Linked DNA regions of Homo sapiens: all the other regions are linked to region 1. A link is a contact called in ENCODE Hi-C or POLR2A ChIA-PET data. All regions are on one chromosome and are shown on one strand. Each heading gives the region's core, a stretch centred on a gene start or an enhancer-like site at or near the end of the contact. The rest is flanking DNA. Distances are from core to core; before and after follow the strand shown. Region 1 holds the start of STARD3NL (STARD3 N-terminal like). Region 2 holds the start of HERPUD2 (HERPUD family member 2). Region 3 holds the start of SEPTIN7 (septin 7). Region 4 has its middle 13 kb from the start of LINC03013.

Region 1 (3,675 bases), core at 207-2,706:
TGTCTCTTTGATTTACATGTTTATTATATTCTCCAACAAAAGTTAAAGTCTTTGAGGGTATGGGCCTTATCTAAATTGCTCACTACTCAATCTCTAAAACCTAAAACAATGAGTGGCATAGACAATCACTCAGGCAAACTGTCCATTGAATAAATCCAAATGATGTTAATCACCATCCTTCTGTGAACATAAGTAAGGTAATATCCCTCAGAGGCTGTTTCATTTCATTTCTTTCATGCAGTTTTAGGCAATGCAATAATGCAGTTTTAAAAGACCAATGTTTGAGACAGTTAGATTTTAAAGACAGTGACTTCTACACGACAACATATTGTATGTTTTCATTTTATGAACATGAATAATCCACCACCTTATCAGAATCCATCAATAAAACAAGGATACCATAAGTCGTTTTGTGAGATCCTGCTTCTAGAAAGAGGCGTATGGGTAGATATGGTATACAGACGGGAATTACCTTTCAGAATTCTTCCTAACAAGGAAATGTGGCAAACTGGACTAATTCCAGTAAAGATTTAATTAGACCCGTTACTTGGTTACCTTGCTAAACTTATCCAAACTAGTACTGTGTCAAGTGATGAATTCAGTGATTCCATCTGTGAAATAGAAGACAAATGACACAGTGAACAAAGAAAAGTTCCACAATGTCCACCCATGTTTGAACTAAAAGAGAGGGGGAAAAATCCCTAACCCTAAATCAAAAGTATTCAAGCAACTAAGATTTCAAACAATGGCGAGATATCTACGAGTAGGTGAAGCAGTTAACTGAAACCACAGGGAGAACATTCATGATTCGTGCTTTCTTTCTTTTTTTTTTTTTTGAACACGACTTTTCTCAATGAATAGAAGAGACTCACAACCGCCTGTGTCTGGACAACCCACGCATTACACCCAGTCACCAATTCTTGGTCCTTCTTGGGGGCCCATGGCGCCAGCCCGGGGCCGACCCCACCGGGGACTCCTCAGGGTCCGCAGGCTGGAGGAATGAGGACACTCCCGCTACCTATATCCATCCCTGAATCCCGGCCCACGCCGTGGGAGCAGCGGGGCTCAGCATTCTGCAACTTCACTCTTGTGTCCATTATGAGCACAGCCTGCCTCGCCCCTCCTCCTCCCCTGGAGGCTCGCGCAGGACTCAGGAAACAGAACAGGACCAGGATATGGCCTCCGTCCGCGGGTCCCCTGTACGCCCCCATGTAAGTCATCTGACCCAGGAGACTCAGTTTTCCAACCTGTCAAATAGGGGAACGAGAAACCCAGCCTACCTTAACGGGTGGTTCCTGGCCGGCCGCCCCAGGCTGGCCCGGGAACTGCGGATCCGCGGTCGCGCCCCGGCCTGAGGGGCGGGGCTTGGCGGGGCGTGACCGGGACCCAGTCCAGCGGACAACGCGCAGCCCACCGCCCGCACCCAGCAGCCCCGGGACCTCCGGCCCGTGACGTCAGCACGCTGACGTCGACGCACACAGCTCGCATCTCGCTCGAGGGACCAAAGACCCGACTGGTTCCTGAGTGCCTCCATAGAGGAGCCAACCTATTGGCCAGATGACATGTCAATCTTCTACTGACCAGTAAACGACGCGGGAAGGAGGGAGAGGGCGAGCCGGTCTGCCTGTAGGAATGGGTGGGAAATCTGGGCATCCAGCTTTGAAACACGGAGCTGGTTGGACTTTCCCGCATTGTGCATCGCACGGTTTAACAAGCGCCCGCTTCCTCTTCGTCCGCGTTTCTGCGCCTTCCGCTTCCCTTCAGTTATTCGGTGGGGGTTTATGCTCCAGCTCGTGGGAAAATGTCATGGAAATGGGTTTCAGGGCCTCTTGGGCACCTCATGCTGAGCCCTCCAGGAATAAAAACAGGGCATACCATTTCTATGTCGGTACTCAGCTCAAGAGTCACCTCTTCTAACTCTCACTTCCCCCAGACCTATTTAGGATACCTTTTCTCAGCGCTCCTAGTTCATAACTAACATCTCTAAGCGGTAGTCACATTTAATTATATCTATATGTCTGTTTTCACACGAAGTTAGGCACCTTTTATTGTTTTATTTAAAATTTAATTAAACTTTTCTCCCAACGGATGCTACACTTATTCACATTTTTAGAAGTACAGAGGTATACAGTGAACATTCTTTGGATCCCCATTTCATTATTTGTATATTTTTCCAAAGTCATTCTAAGTACCGTTATTAATTTTAAATTACACAAGTAAGATTTTGTCCATGCGAAAAAAAAAAAAAGCTTAAACGTTACAATTATGCTTATATCCCTTTTAGGCCCTAATTACAAACCCAGTCTGTAGATGATGACTCCTAGTTCCTGTGCATTTGCAAGTGTAGATGTTACTTTTTTACACTTAGCATTGAAATCTTTCCATATCTGTATATAAATCTACCTCATTCTCTGAAAATGCTGCATGTCCTCAGAACCAATATGTGTATATATATACATACATAATTAATGTACCATTCCCCCACCCTCACGTTTGTTTATTAATATTATTATGAGAAGCAATGGTACCATAAATATATATGTAGATGCCTTTTTGTACTTAGGTCCAAGTATTTCTCTAGAGTGCAGATACCAACAAGAGAATGTACTGGATCACAGAGTTTGCACGATGTAAATCCTTAATAGATTTCACTGATTTGCTCCCCTGAGTAGTTGTTTTAACTTACATTCCCACTGCTAGTATTTGAGCAATTTTTCCCTGTATCCTCGCCAATACTGATAAAATACAATTTAAAAAAATTTTATAAACTGATAGATGTGAAAACCTTTTAAAGCATAACACATATACAAAATAAGTGTAATAATCATAAGTGCTTGTCTTAGTGACAGTGTGAACAAACTTGTGTAACCACCGCCTCACAGCAAAATTTTAAATGTTTACCAGCAATTTAGAAGCTTTCCTCATGCTCAGTCTTAGTCATTATACCCCTACACACAGATAGGCACAATTCTGAATCCTACCACCCAATTAGTTTTGCCTGCTTCTGAATGTTTATAAATAGTCATACATAATACGCACTCTTATGTGGCTCTTTTTGCTTAATACTATATTTGTAAGATTGATCCATATTCAAGAATATAATAGTTTCATTTTCATTTTTGTATATAATTCTAAAATTTACTTGCCTATTCTACTGTTGTTTGACATTAGATTATTTAAAGTTTGGGGTAATTACAAATGACGCTGCTATGAATATTCTTGTACCTGTCTTATGATGCACATAGTTACACATTTGATTTTGGAAGATCCCTGGAAGTAGTGTTACTATGCACAGGGTATATATTCAATATATTCAACATTAATAGACACTGCCAAATAGTTTTTAGGTTTTACTAATTTATACATGCCCTAGTCGTGAATGAAAATTTCAGTTACTCTGCATCTTTGCCAACACTTACTATACTCATTTGTGTTTTGTGTTCTTCCTTTTTCTTTTCCTTTTTAAATGTTATACATTCTGGTGAATATGTAGAGGCATCACATTGTGGATTTAATTGCATTCACTCATGTGTAGCCTCTGAAGTCTCAAAGAAATTGATGGAAACCATTCCTAAGGAAGCCCAGATAGTGGACTTATTAGATAATGATTTAAGTCAACTGTCTTACATATGCTCAAAGAACTAAAGGAAACTGAGAGATGAAGCCGGCTGGGCT
Region 2 (3,456 bases), core at 471-2,970, 2.5 Mb after region 1:
GTTATAGCTCTATTAGAAGCTGTGGGTCATGGAAGAGAATCGTGGAACCCAGTGACTAGTGTTTAGCTAGATTAGGACGAACCTGGGCACTTAGCCCTGCAGGAACAAGGGCAAGCCTTTAGCCCGATCAGGAGCAGCAATGGGCGCCTCGCTGGATCCAGAGGGATGGAAGTCAGCTGTGGGTCTGTGACAGCGGCAGACAGCAGTGGTGGACGGTGAGCGAAAGCTCAGCTTGAGCTGTGACACACACGTACCAGAAAAGTGTGCAATTGCAAGATTTAATAGAGTGAAAACAGAGCTTCCATACAAAGGGAGGGGACCCAAAGAGGGTAGCCACCGCTGGCTTGAATGCCTGGGTTTATATCCTGATCATTGTCCCTCCTGTTGTGCTCTCAGGCGATAGATGATTGGCTACTTCTTTACCTCCTGTTTTTCCCTAATTAGCATTTTAGTGAGCTCTCTTTACTACCTGATTGGTCGGGTGTGAGCTAAATTGCAAGCCCCGTGTTTAAAGGTGGACGTGGTCAATTTCCCAGCTAGGCTTAGGGATTCTTAGCCAGCCTAGGAAATCCAACTAGTCCTGTCTCTCAGTACCCCCTCTCAACAGGAAAACCCAAGTGCTATTGGGGAGGTTTGACCACCGCTCTAACTGCTTCCTGCTGAATTGGGGCACAGTAGGGGTTGTGCAGTTGAGATTTCCTCCGTAGGGGTGCCTTGTCTCTCAACTAATTCAGTGGTGGCTACCTCGAAGCCCTTCTGAAGCTAAGAGGGAAAGAGACCAGCTCGCAAAGTCCCCTATGTTATCTACTCCTAAGTGGAAGCTGGGAGCTGTGAAAATGCACATCTAACAACCCTTAACTTACTATACCGACTTCTAAACCACAGTAGAAAATGAAGAAAAGTTCGGCTATGGGCAATAGACTCAACCTTTTGTTCTATGTCTAACCTATAAAATAGAAAAATAATACTGTCATCCCTCATCTCCCACCATACTGAACACGCATTAGGTGCTCAATGAATACTTGTCCATTTTAGTGAAGATTAAGAGGAATGAGACGGAAACTGACACTTGAGAGGCTGGCACACGCCAGAACTGCACCACACTTTGCACTCATAGCTCATTTACTCATCAGCTTGTGGTCAGGTAGGCATTACCGTCCCCATTAGAGAAGTCAACGGAGGCTCAGCAAGGACGGCCAGGGTCCCCCAGAAAGTAGAGGAGGACTTCAGGTTTAACCAAAAGCCTGTACTCTTTACACATGTACCCCATGCCTTCTCCACCAAAGCTCCTGGCACCGTGCTTTGCAGACAGACGACGCTCAACACATTTTGAGCAGAAGCGTGGTTCAGCACCAGGAAGGACACCAACTTTTGCAGAGACGACTCTTGGGATGGAGAAAGACTTCCCAAATCTTCAGGGTGCGGTCAAGACAGGGTAGGCTAGCGCCAGGGGAGCTAGTGGCTAGGCCCCAGGGCAGCTGGGGCCGAGGCCGAGCAAACGGCCAGGGGAGAGGCTCCCAGGAGCCCGATCTGCCGCTGGGCGACGCGAAGCCTGGCGGCTAGAGTCCCGGGCAGCCCGAGCACGGCGGGAAGGCGGCAGCAACAGGATCGGCAGGGATGGCGGGGACGGGGGAGGTCCATGTGCAGGGGCGTGCCGCCGGTGACGCACTTCCGCCCTGCCTGTTCCGGCTTAAAGGGGCCCCAGACAATCCTCGCAATAACAACAAAACCGGCGCGCCAGCGGTGGCGCAACGGCTCTCGTCCCCGCCCTCCTGCTACCTGTAGTCGCCTGGGCCGCCCCCGGCCCAGCCCTGCCTTGCCGCCACCCTGCGCTGTCCAGACTGAGGGGTCAGGCGGAGAGCCGGGCCGCGCCTTCGGTCAGCTTCTCTCCCTTTCACCCGCGCCTCCTCGCGAGACCCGGGGCTGGGCCGTGCCGGTCGCCGCGCAGCAGGAAGGGAGCGGCTGCCACGGAAAACGCCTGGCCGGACGGTGTGGCTGGCGGCCCTGCCTGGGCGCGGAGGGCGGCGGTGGCGGGCCCCGCGGCCTTCTCTCAGGTACCCCAGTGCCCGCTGACCGCCCTGAGCGGCCCAGCTGCTTCCCCGATCCGCACCGCGGGGCCGTGGCGTAGGGGCCTTGTTGCGTTCCAGCTTGGGGGTCGCGGTGGGGCGGGGCAGTGACCCCGGGCCGGCCGTTGTGCCCTCATCCCTCCCACCCTTCCTTCGTATAGCTTCCTTTCTCCTCACGACGGCCTCCACAGTCCGGAGCCCGGCGGAGCCCGGACCTGGCGGGGAGAGCTGCCTCCACGGCCGGGCACCCAGACCCCACCGTCGCAGTCGCCACCACCTCAGTCCATCCTTGGTACCGGCAATGGGCTTCGTATCCTCCAGTGCACTTGTAACTGACTTGGACACGGAATACTAAGAACTCACTTCTGTCCTCATCCCAGTCGCGCCGGCGGTGACCATCTCGGCTCTTTTGGGCTTAACTGCCGCTCCTCTGGACTCTGTCTGACTTTGGGGGCACCATGGACCAAAGTGGGATGGAGATTCCTGTGACCCTCATCATTAAAGCACCGAATCAGAAATACAGTGACCAGACTATTAGCTGCTTCTTGAACTGGACCGTGGGGAAACTAAAAACGCATCTATCTAACGTTTACCCTAGCAAACCAGTAAGTGTGTAAAAGCTGGGGGCAGCTGCTCTGACCAGCAGCTTTTCGTGCCGTGTACCCTCCTTTTTCCTGCTTCTCCCCTCCAGTCTTGAATCAAATAGGTCTCTTTTGGTAGACCGCGAGGTATTTTGAGTTCTGAGGTTGTGTCTCCTGAGTGTTCGAACCATCATTAATATTTTCCTGATGAGGTTCAGTTAATTAGTAAGAGGAAGCAGAAATATCAAGGGACTTAAGAATTGGCAGGCAAAGACCGGGCGCGGTGGCTCACACCTGTAATCCCAGCACTTTGGGAGGCCAAGGCGGGCGGATCACGAGGTCAGGAGTTCGAGACCAGCCTTACCAACATGGTGAAACCCTATGTCTACTGAAAATACAAAAATTAGCTGGGCGTGGTGGCGCATGCTTGTAATCCCAGCTACTCAGGAGGCTGAGGCAGGAGAATCGCTTGAACCCGGGAGGCGGAGGTTGCAGTGAGCCAAGATCGCACCACTGCCCTCCAGCCTGAGTGGCACAGTGAGACTCTGTCTCAAAGAATTGGCAGGCATGGAAAAGGGACTACTTTCTTTGGACTTAAAGTCATCAACCTAATATGCGAGTGAGAGATATATCCTTTCTTAAAAAAAAAAAAGATAAAGCACTACAACCCGTATCAGAGCTTTTATTGCTTATTACACTAAAATTCCATTTTACTTTCAACACTTGGCCCAGAAACTTAAACAGAAATTGAAGATTTTTTTTTCTTAGAAATAAGTATGTGTCCCCTATAAAAATTATACTTTCAAGGT
Region 3 (3,595 bases), core at 414-2,913, 2.4 Mb after region 1:
CCCCCTTCAGTCTATCAGGATTCCATAAATTTCATCCCTACCTGTACACTTTTAAGTCTAAAATACTCTCCTCCCCATGTCTGCACATAAACTTTAGGGGGAAAAACTGACTATACTCATCACCTGCATGTGCATAAATATGTAAAACAGGTTAGATGCTTAGTAATTTAGATGATCTGTTCATTTACATTCTCAGGGGCACTAACAAAGATATTTTTTCCTTTCATCAAAATAAAAAAGCCAGAAGAAAGAATTCTTAAAGCTGAACTATTTAGCAATAAACTCAAGAAATGTAGTAAGTTATTATTTCAGTAACTAAGAAAACACCTGGACGTCACAAATTCTTTCCTAGGACTGTAAAAACCCAAATTTGAAACAGTGTACTCTTCAAAAGTAACTCAGCAAATGGAAATGTCCTAGAAAAATCTCGGTTGCTTATTTCTTACTATACACACAGCTGAAATGGAACTCAGGAGTGGAAAATGTAAATGAAATGGCCTGTTCTTTTTCCAACATGTGGGGGAGGAAAGGAAATGAAAGGGCTCGTTAAGAGAATAACTGAGAATATTGAAATATTTTCAAAAATTAATTTCCCTAAACTTCGCCACTCCACATCTCCGCTCCCTCCCTTTTCCAAGGACCCTTCCCACCCTTTCTATCTCCTCCGGGGGGCGCCCTTCCCAGGCGTTCTCTTTCCCTTACTCCTAAAAATTAAGCCCAAATTCCAAACCAAACTACCGATTCTCCCTCCGTTCTCAAGACTCGCCCGCCATCCACCGGCCTTCCGGGCTGCGCCTGGAGAGAGGCAACCCCGAGAGGCGGGAGGAGGAGCGGGGAGGCGACGCGGTGACTGGAGCTGCGGCTGCAGCCGCCGCCGCCGCCTCCACCACAGCCTCAGCCTGGTGCATCCTTCTTCCTCCCTCCCCGCCGCCGCCCGCCCGGGTTGGCCCACACAGCACCCTCGCCCGAGCGTTCACACTCGTCCCCACCCTCCTAGCCAGGCCCACTGCCCCACGAGGGGACTTCTGCCGACGGGGATGCGGCCGGGGACAGGAGGAAGCGGGGCCGCGGAAGCCGGCGGGCCCGGGAGGAGACTGAGGAAAGGCGAAGGGACGGAGAGAAGCAAGGGCAGGGCTGAGACCACCACGCTCAGGCTGCTCCGGCCGCGGAGGCCGCGGCTCTGCGCCGGGGGCCAGCCCGCCGCGGCACAGGAAATGCCGCCGCCTCGGCTCTCCTCACGTTCAATTCAAACTGTCACCGCCGCCGCCTCCCCTCCCCCCGAGCCCGCCGCTGCCGCGCCCCGGGCCCGCAGTGGCCCCCATCCCGGCTCCCCTCGCCGCTGCCTCCGCCTCGCCTCAGGGCGTTCCCTAGCTCGGTCCAGCGGCCGCAGAGCTTCCCGGCATTCGGAGCCGCTGACCCCAAGTCGCGGCACCCGAAGCTGAGACTCACCCATGGTGCTGCTGTTGACGCTCCTCTCCTCAGCAGCAGCGGATCTCGCACTGACCGACATCCCCTCCCCCCCTCCGCGACCAGCCCCAGCGGAGCGCAGCCCGCCGATTCTCCAAAGGCGCCTACGCCGATTCCGCAGCGTAGCCGCCCGGCGTAGCTGCCTTGCTTACGCACGCTACAGCAGGCGGACTCCTCCACAGGCTCTCGCTCGACTCCCGCTCCCTCCTCCGTCCCCCGCCCCCTCAGACGAGGCTTCCGGGCCTAGCGGAGGCTGGCTTCCATCTCGCGAGATTACCGCCTCCCCAGCTCCGCCGCCTCGCTCCATTTCGAGCATGACTTCATTGGCGTCAGCAACGTTTTGCTGTTCGGGTTTAGCCGCCATGTTTAAGTTGGCCGGGTTTCGCACCACTGAGGTCATGGATACTCAGGCCTCTTTGCGTGTTTCTTCAACACTGCTTCTAAGGTTAACCGCGTTACATTTGTTGGAGAAAATCCTGGGAACGCTGAAAAGGACTAGTGGGTGGGGTGCGAGGGTGGGGTCTTGCCCGAATTAAAGATGGCCGCAGTCAGCTCTGCCCCGCGCAATTTCACGTCAAGTTTTGGAGCTGCGGGAGCCGGCCAGTTGGCCTCAGCGCCTCCTTACGGAATTGGCGTAAGGCAAAGAGGCGCGGCTGGAAGAACCAGACTGAGAAAGTGCCACAGGGCGGGGGCCGCATCCGCCCCTCGGCTTCTGGTTACTGACCCGACGGCTTTGTGAGTGAAAGTGAAGAGACACTTCGAGGCAGGTGTCTGTGCTCCCCATTCATCCCTGTTTCCGTGGCTATCTTGACTTTCGGGGTGAAAAGTGAGGTTAGGCCCTGTTTCCCCGACCCTTCCCTCGCGCCATCACACTCTAGTGGCCTGGCACAGCCCCAGAGGTCGGCCGCTGTAGCCCCCATTGCGGACTCGCCACATTCATATTGGCTCACCTTGTCGGTGCCCGGTTCGGTCCTCTTGGAGCTCACACTCCAGTTGAGGAAATGAATGGACACAGGAACTACTGGGTAACAAAATACTAATAAAGGGCTGCGATTGTGTGAGTTTCTACTGTAGCGATGAATGTCGCTGTCATTGGAACGTTCCCCAAGTGCCTTCTAGTGAAAGCCTTACTTCACTCGGAATAACCTGTGGTCTTTTCTTGAACGTGATGGCTCTCTTGGTTGTATTCTTCATGCACATGTGTTACTTTTCCTGTTTAACTACATGTTAAAGAAATGTGTATGTTCCTGTTTAACTGCATGTTTTAAAAAAGTATGTGTATTTTTAAGTTATAGGCACGTGCAAGAAAGTTCAGAGCAAAATAGCTTATATTAGTGAAACAATAAATGTCTACTAATAGGAGAATGGATGAATAAGTGTCATTGTTGAACAAATTGACATACAACACGAACCAAAAAATCAGTGAACTAAAGCTACCATTTTTCATATGGATAGAGTCATTAACCTAATATTGAGGAAGAAATGAAAAGACAGGTTGCGGAAAGATATATATGACATACCATAAATAAAAGTTTAATAATTACAAAAAAGTAAGATCAAACTAAAAATTGTATAAGGAAATGATAGATACCAAATTCAGAATACTGGTTGCTTCCAGAGATGAACAGAAGGGAATGTAACAAGAAGGGTTCATTTGTATCTATAACGTTTGTTTTCTACCAGAAATATCTTGAAAATGTGGCAAAACATTAAGCTAAGTAGAGGGCACATGGGTGTTCACTTGTAATTATTTCCTTTACTGTTCTATATACTTGAAATATTTCCAAGTAATTTTTTTTAAGAAAAGAAACTTATAGAAGCAACTTATTTTGTATCTTGATATATGCCATTTCGTAAGTCTACATTTTTACTGAACTGCTTATGAAGTCTGTTGCAACTTATCTGTTCAATCATTGTTTTAAGTTTCTGAAACTTCAAATGAACTTTTACTTTGGGAAATTTTGTTGAATTTCTATTTTTGAAAAAAAGCAGTGTACCAAGGAGGGTAAATGTATATAGCCTCCGGAGTCAGACTGCCTGAGTTCAAATCCCAGCTCTCCATTTATTAGGCTTGCAACCAAGAACAAGTTACTTAAACTTTCCTGTGATCCAGTTTCCTCATCTATAA
Region 4 (3,473 bases), core at 603-3,102, 2.4 Mb after region 1:
GGCGCGAGCCACCACGCCCGGCTGGTGCTATTATTAAGCACATTTTATAGATGATAAAATTTGGATTTACAGGTGTAAAGTAACTTGCCCAAGATCGTATGGTTAAGTGAAAGAGCAAATGTTGAACCCAGCCATGGCTGTTTTTTCTTTTTTCTTTTTTTTTTTCTGATGGAGTTTTGCTCTGTCTCCCAGGCTAGAGTGCAGTGGCGCGATCTTGGCTCACTGCAATCTCTGCCTCTCAGGTTTCAAGCGATTCTCCTGCCTCAGCCTCCTGAGTAACTGGGATTACAGGCGTGTGCCACCATGCCTGGCTAATTTTTGTATTTTTTTTAGTAGAGATGGGATTTCACCATGTTGGTCAGGCTGGACTCGAGCTCCTGACCTCATGATCTGCCCACCTCAGCCTCCCAAAGTGCTGGGATTACATGCATGAACCACTGCGCCCGGCTAAACCATGGCTGTTTTTAAAGCCTGTGCTCATAAACACCTCACTGTCACATGGTCTTCCTCTTGCTACAAGCAGCTGAGCTTAGTATAAGAAAATAGCATTTCTCACACCAGTCTTTCTTTATGGTTAACCAGACCACTAGACCTTCAGACGGCCTTCGTGGGTTGCAGGTTGAGTGTTTGTTGACAGAAAGGGATAAAGAACAAAGTCATAATGCATGTGATATATGGGGAAGTGAAAGAACAACTTTAAGTCCATTTGGTTAAGAATAGGAATATGAACTTATGAGGCCAACCCCACCTGGGGTTTCTGGCGTGGGAAGGGGCTGCCTCATCAGTGCAGGGTCACCCATAAGCAGGCATGGGCACTGGCAGAGCAGGGGCACCAAAAGAATCCCAGTACCATTACATGGGTGATGTTGGCTATTTGATATTTTGAAAAACATCTAAAATGTGTCATTGTAGGAAAAACCAGAACTTTGCTGGACTTCTTTACAGGCATGTGCATGATGGCATTGTTTCCTACATTAAATTACGTATGGAAGCACCATCAACTTTGCAGTGCCCAGAGTCTCTGAAGATCTTAATCTGGCCCTGCCGATCATGGTTGATGGGGCAGTGAACTCATTTCATCTATCATATACTTTCAAATATGTGTGTGTGTGTGTGGGTGGGTGGGGGGTTCCCATTATGTAATAAGAGGTAAATGGGATAAGAACAGTTTCTGTGTAAATCCTTGAGGAATAATAGTGGTCTTTGGGGAAGGTTGGTCTAATTCAGTTATTAACATTGGGGTTAGTGTTCTGAAAAGCTCCTATTCCTCCTTCAACACTTTCCCTGCGGTTACCTTTGTGAAGCTTTCTTTTCCCAGCTCCCTGCTCTTGCTTCCCCCAGCAATTATCAACTCCTCTTCTGTGCCATAGGTATTATATTTATCACATTGCATCATGCTCCCTTTTATTCACTTCTGATTCCCTGTGAGGCTCAGAGCTCCTGGAAATATGTCTCTTGTTCATTATCTTATCTCATTCATCTTTGTATCTAGCACAGTCCCTGAGACCTGCTGGAGGCTCTGAGATTATGCCACAGACAGTTTAAAACCAGACTCTGGAGGCTAGGGGAGTTTCTAAGAAAAAGATGTCCTTTGGTGACTCCGCTTTTAAGACATGTCAGGTGTCTAACACTGGCCCCCCAGCAGGACAGATGAGCTTGATTGCCTCTAGAGCTTCTCATTTCTCCTCACAGCTTTTCTGCTAGGCTGCTCGGTGACTCACAGCAGGAAGAGGAGGCATTGGTGCTAAACTGTCCCCTAACACCTCCTCCACCATGCCCCAAAAAACCAAAAATGACAAAAAAAAAAAAAACTAGCTGAGATACTTTGGGTTGCCGGGCCCATCACTTTCTGCTTTTCAGTTCCTTATTCTGTAGAAGTCATGAGTTGAAATGGGAGACCTAAGTTTCCTTCAGGCTGTAAACTCTCTGAGTCTTTGATACTACTGCTGGGCAATGGTCATCTCATACTCCTGCCCTCCTCCCACTCTGCAGAGCAGATCAGGCCTGGTTCCCAAGGAACAAGACCTGCACCCACCCCAGCCCCTGGGCTGCCCTTCTGTAGCATGTCTTTCCTTGCTGTCTGCCTCTGTGCTCTCCTGCTGTACCTTTCATTCTGTGGATCAAGCCTGCTCTCAATGGCCATTTTAACCAGATTTTATCTCTGTAAAAATGGTAAGTGATAAATTTAGAACATTACATATACCATGATGCTATTTATGTGTTTTATTTTCAACTTCATGTGCTGGCCTTTTGTCTGCTTGCTCTCAGATCCATTCCAGACCATCCTCTATCTGGGCTTTGTATCCTTGGGAACTACATTTTCCAGGCTCATTTCCAGACTGGCTAAGGAGAGCCAGTGACAGACACTGGAGAATGAGAGGAGGGAAGAAGACAGGTTATGTCTCCCTTTCTCCCTGCTTCACATGGTGTCTGATAGGTTTCGTCCATGTCTCCACCTACTGTCAGATAGCCTCTTCCTCTACTGCTCCAGATTTAGCTGGAAGTGCTGCCATGGTCCCAGATTCTTCCAGTTGACCCAAGCTCCTGGGCTCTGGTAACTCTGCTTCCTCCCTCTGTCCCTCCAGCTCCAGGGTTGATAGTGGCTTCCTGCTGTTCTGTGGCCACTGAACTCCCCCACCATCTCTGTTAAATTCCCTCTGCTTGCAATGTCATATCTAGCACTGCTCTGCCTTCTGATTGCACTCTGACTAAAACACTCTGAATGTATGTGCACAATGTATATATGTGCAAAAACACAAATATATGAGTATTCATCTGAATATACATGTATGAAAGCACATAATGTATGAAGATATGTACATGTATGAAAACACACAGAAGAAGATCTAGAAGTTTACACATGAAACTGTTAAGAGTGGAGTGTGTGTCTGGGAAAGGAATGGGACTGGGCTGGTGTGGAGTTGTGAAGGAGGATCGCGGCTTTTTAAAAAGTAGCTTTATTGTGGCATCATTTACATATAAAAGACTATAGCTTTTATATGAGTTTGATTTTTTTTACAATGAACTTGTATTCACATGTTGCTTATATAATATGAAAAATAACTAGTTAAAAATATTAACAGCAGGAGTGGGCAATATATCAAGTGCTTTAGCCTAAGCTGTAATCCATGTAGGGAAAGCTCTGCAGAGATGCTGACATTCATAAATGTTACTATTTACCATGTTCCAGGCACTATGCTAGGCCTTGAAGGGCTATCAATATGGGCATGATCCCTCTCTGTGTTATCTGCAATAATTAAATACACAATTTGTGTCAACCTTTACTCATTATGAAGAAGTAAAGAGGGCAACACCAGGCCTAGTCTAGTCAGTGTAGGCTCCCTTGAGGCCATGACTCACCAGCTAACACCCAAAAGTTGAGTAAAAACAGCTTAGTTACTGGAGGGACATGCACAGGCAGTAGGGGACAGTCAAGCTGAGCTGATGCTGATTGCTTCCCTGGTTCCTGTGCT

The links. A loop is a pair of places that touch in the nucleus more often than their neighbours do. ChIA-PET counts read pairs that join two places held with the same protein, here RNA polymerase II (POLR2A). Pooled maps may share reads with other maps.
Region 2: a map of naive thymus-derived CD4-positive, alpha-beta T cell shows a loop between it and region 1 (8-fold over the local background). The contact joins the promoter of HERPUD2 here to the promoter of STARD3NL in region 1. A Hi-C loop is called at or near these places in 1 of 168 maps with a recorded cell type or tissue (naive thymus-derived CD4-positive, alpha-beta T cell) and 9 of 50 pooled maps. POLR2A ChIA-PET finds 5 or more read pairs at or near these places in 1 of 52 experiments (Panc1).
Region 3: a map of naive thymus-derived CD4-positive, alpha-beta T cell shows a loop between it and region 1 (5-fold over the local background). The contact joins the promoter of SEPTIN7 here to the promoter of STARD3NL in region 1. A Hi-C loop is called at or near these places in 1 of 168 maps with a recorded cell type or tissue (naive thymus-derived CD4-positive, alpha-beta T cell), 5 of 37 single-sample maps with no recorded cell type and 12 of 50 pooled maps. POLR2A ChIA-PET finds 5 or more read pairs at or near these places in 1 of 52 experiments (CD4-positive, alpha-beta T cell).
Region 4: a map with no recorded cell type shows a loop between it and region 1 (7-fold over the local background). The contact joins the enhancer-like site here to the promoter of STARD3NL in region 1. A Hi-C loop is called at or near these places in 5 of 37 single-sample maps with no recorded cell type and 3 of 50 pooled maps.

Annotation. Positions count from the first base shown.
Region 1 is chr7:38,176,026-38,179,700 of GRCh38, reverse strand. It overlaps STARD3NL (STARD3 N-terminal like), which reads right to left and starts at 1,456. Exons shown (of 9, transcript NM_032016.4): 1 at 1,281-1,456. RefSeq lists a silencer at 1,200-1,479 and enhancers at 1,730-1,809, 3,557-3,675.
Region 2 is chr7:35,693,399-35,696,854 of GRCh38, reverse strand. It overlaps HERPUD2 (HERPUD family member 2), which reads left to right and starts at 1,720. Exons shown (of 9, transcript NM_022373.5): 1 at 1,720-2,054; 2 at 2,228-2,671. The coding sequence starts at 2,525. It overlaps HERPUD2-AS1 (HERPUD2 antisense RNA 1), which reads right to left and starts at 1,649. Exons shown (of 1, transcript NR_136255.1): 1 at 1-1,649. RefSeq lists a silencer at 1,842-2,251 and an enhancer at 1,694-2,581.
Region 3 is chr7:35,799,125-35,802,719 of GRCh38, reverse strand. SEPTIN7 (septin 7) reads right to left here and starts at 1,663. Exons shown (of 14, transcript NM_001788.6): 1 at 1,450-1,663. The coding sequence starts at 1,510. It overlaps SEPTIN7-DT (SEPTIN7 divergent transcript), which reads left to right and starts at 2,095. Exons shown (of 5, transcript NR_120512.1): 1 at 2,095-2,230. RefSeq lists silencers at 752-1,201, 1,232-1,471 and enhancers at 1,622-2,011, 1,626-2,249, 2,372-2,431.
Region 4 is chr7:35,727,735-35,731,207 of GRCh38, reverse strand. No RefSeq gene overlaps it. Among named protein-coding and RNA genes, the nearest start is that of LINC03013, 13 kb to the right of the region's middle. RefSeq lists enhancers at 666-915, 1,826-1,925, 2,376-2,525. Within about 2 kb of position 1,852, at least 9 of the 41 ENCODE cell types and tissues checked have a DNase peak (open chromatin) inside an H3K27ac peak, as active enhancers do.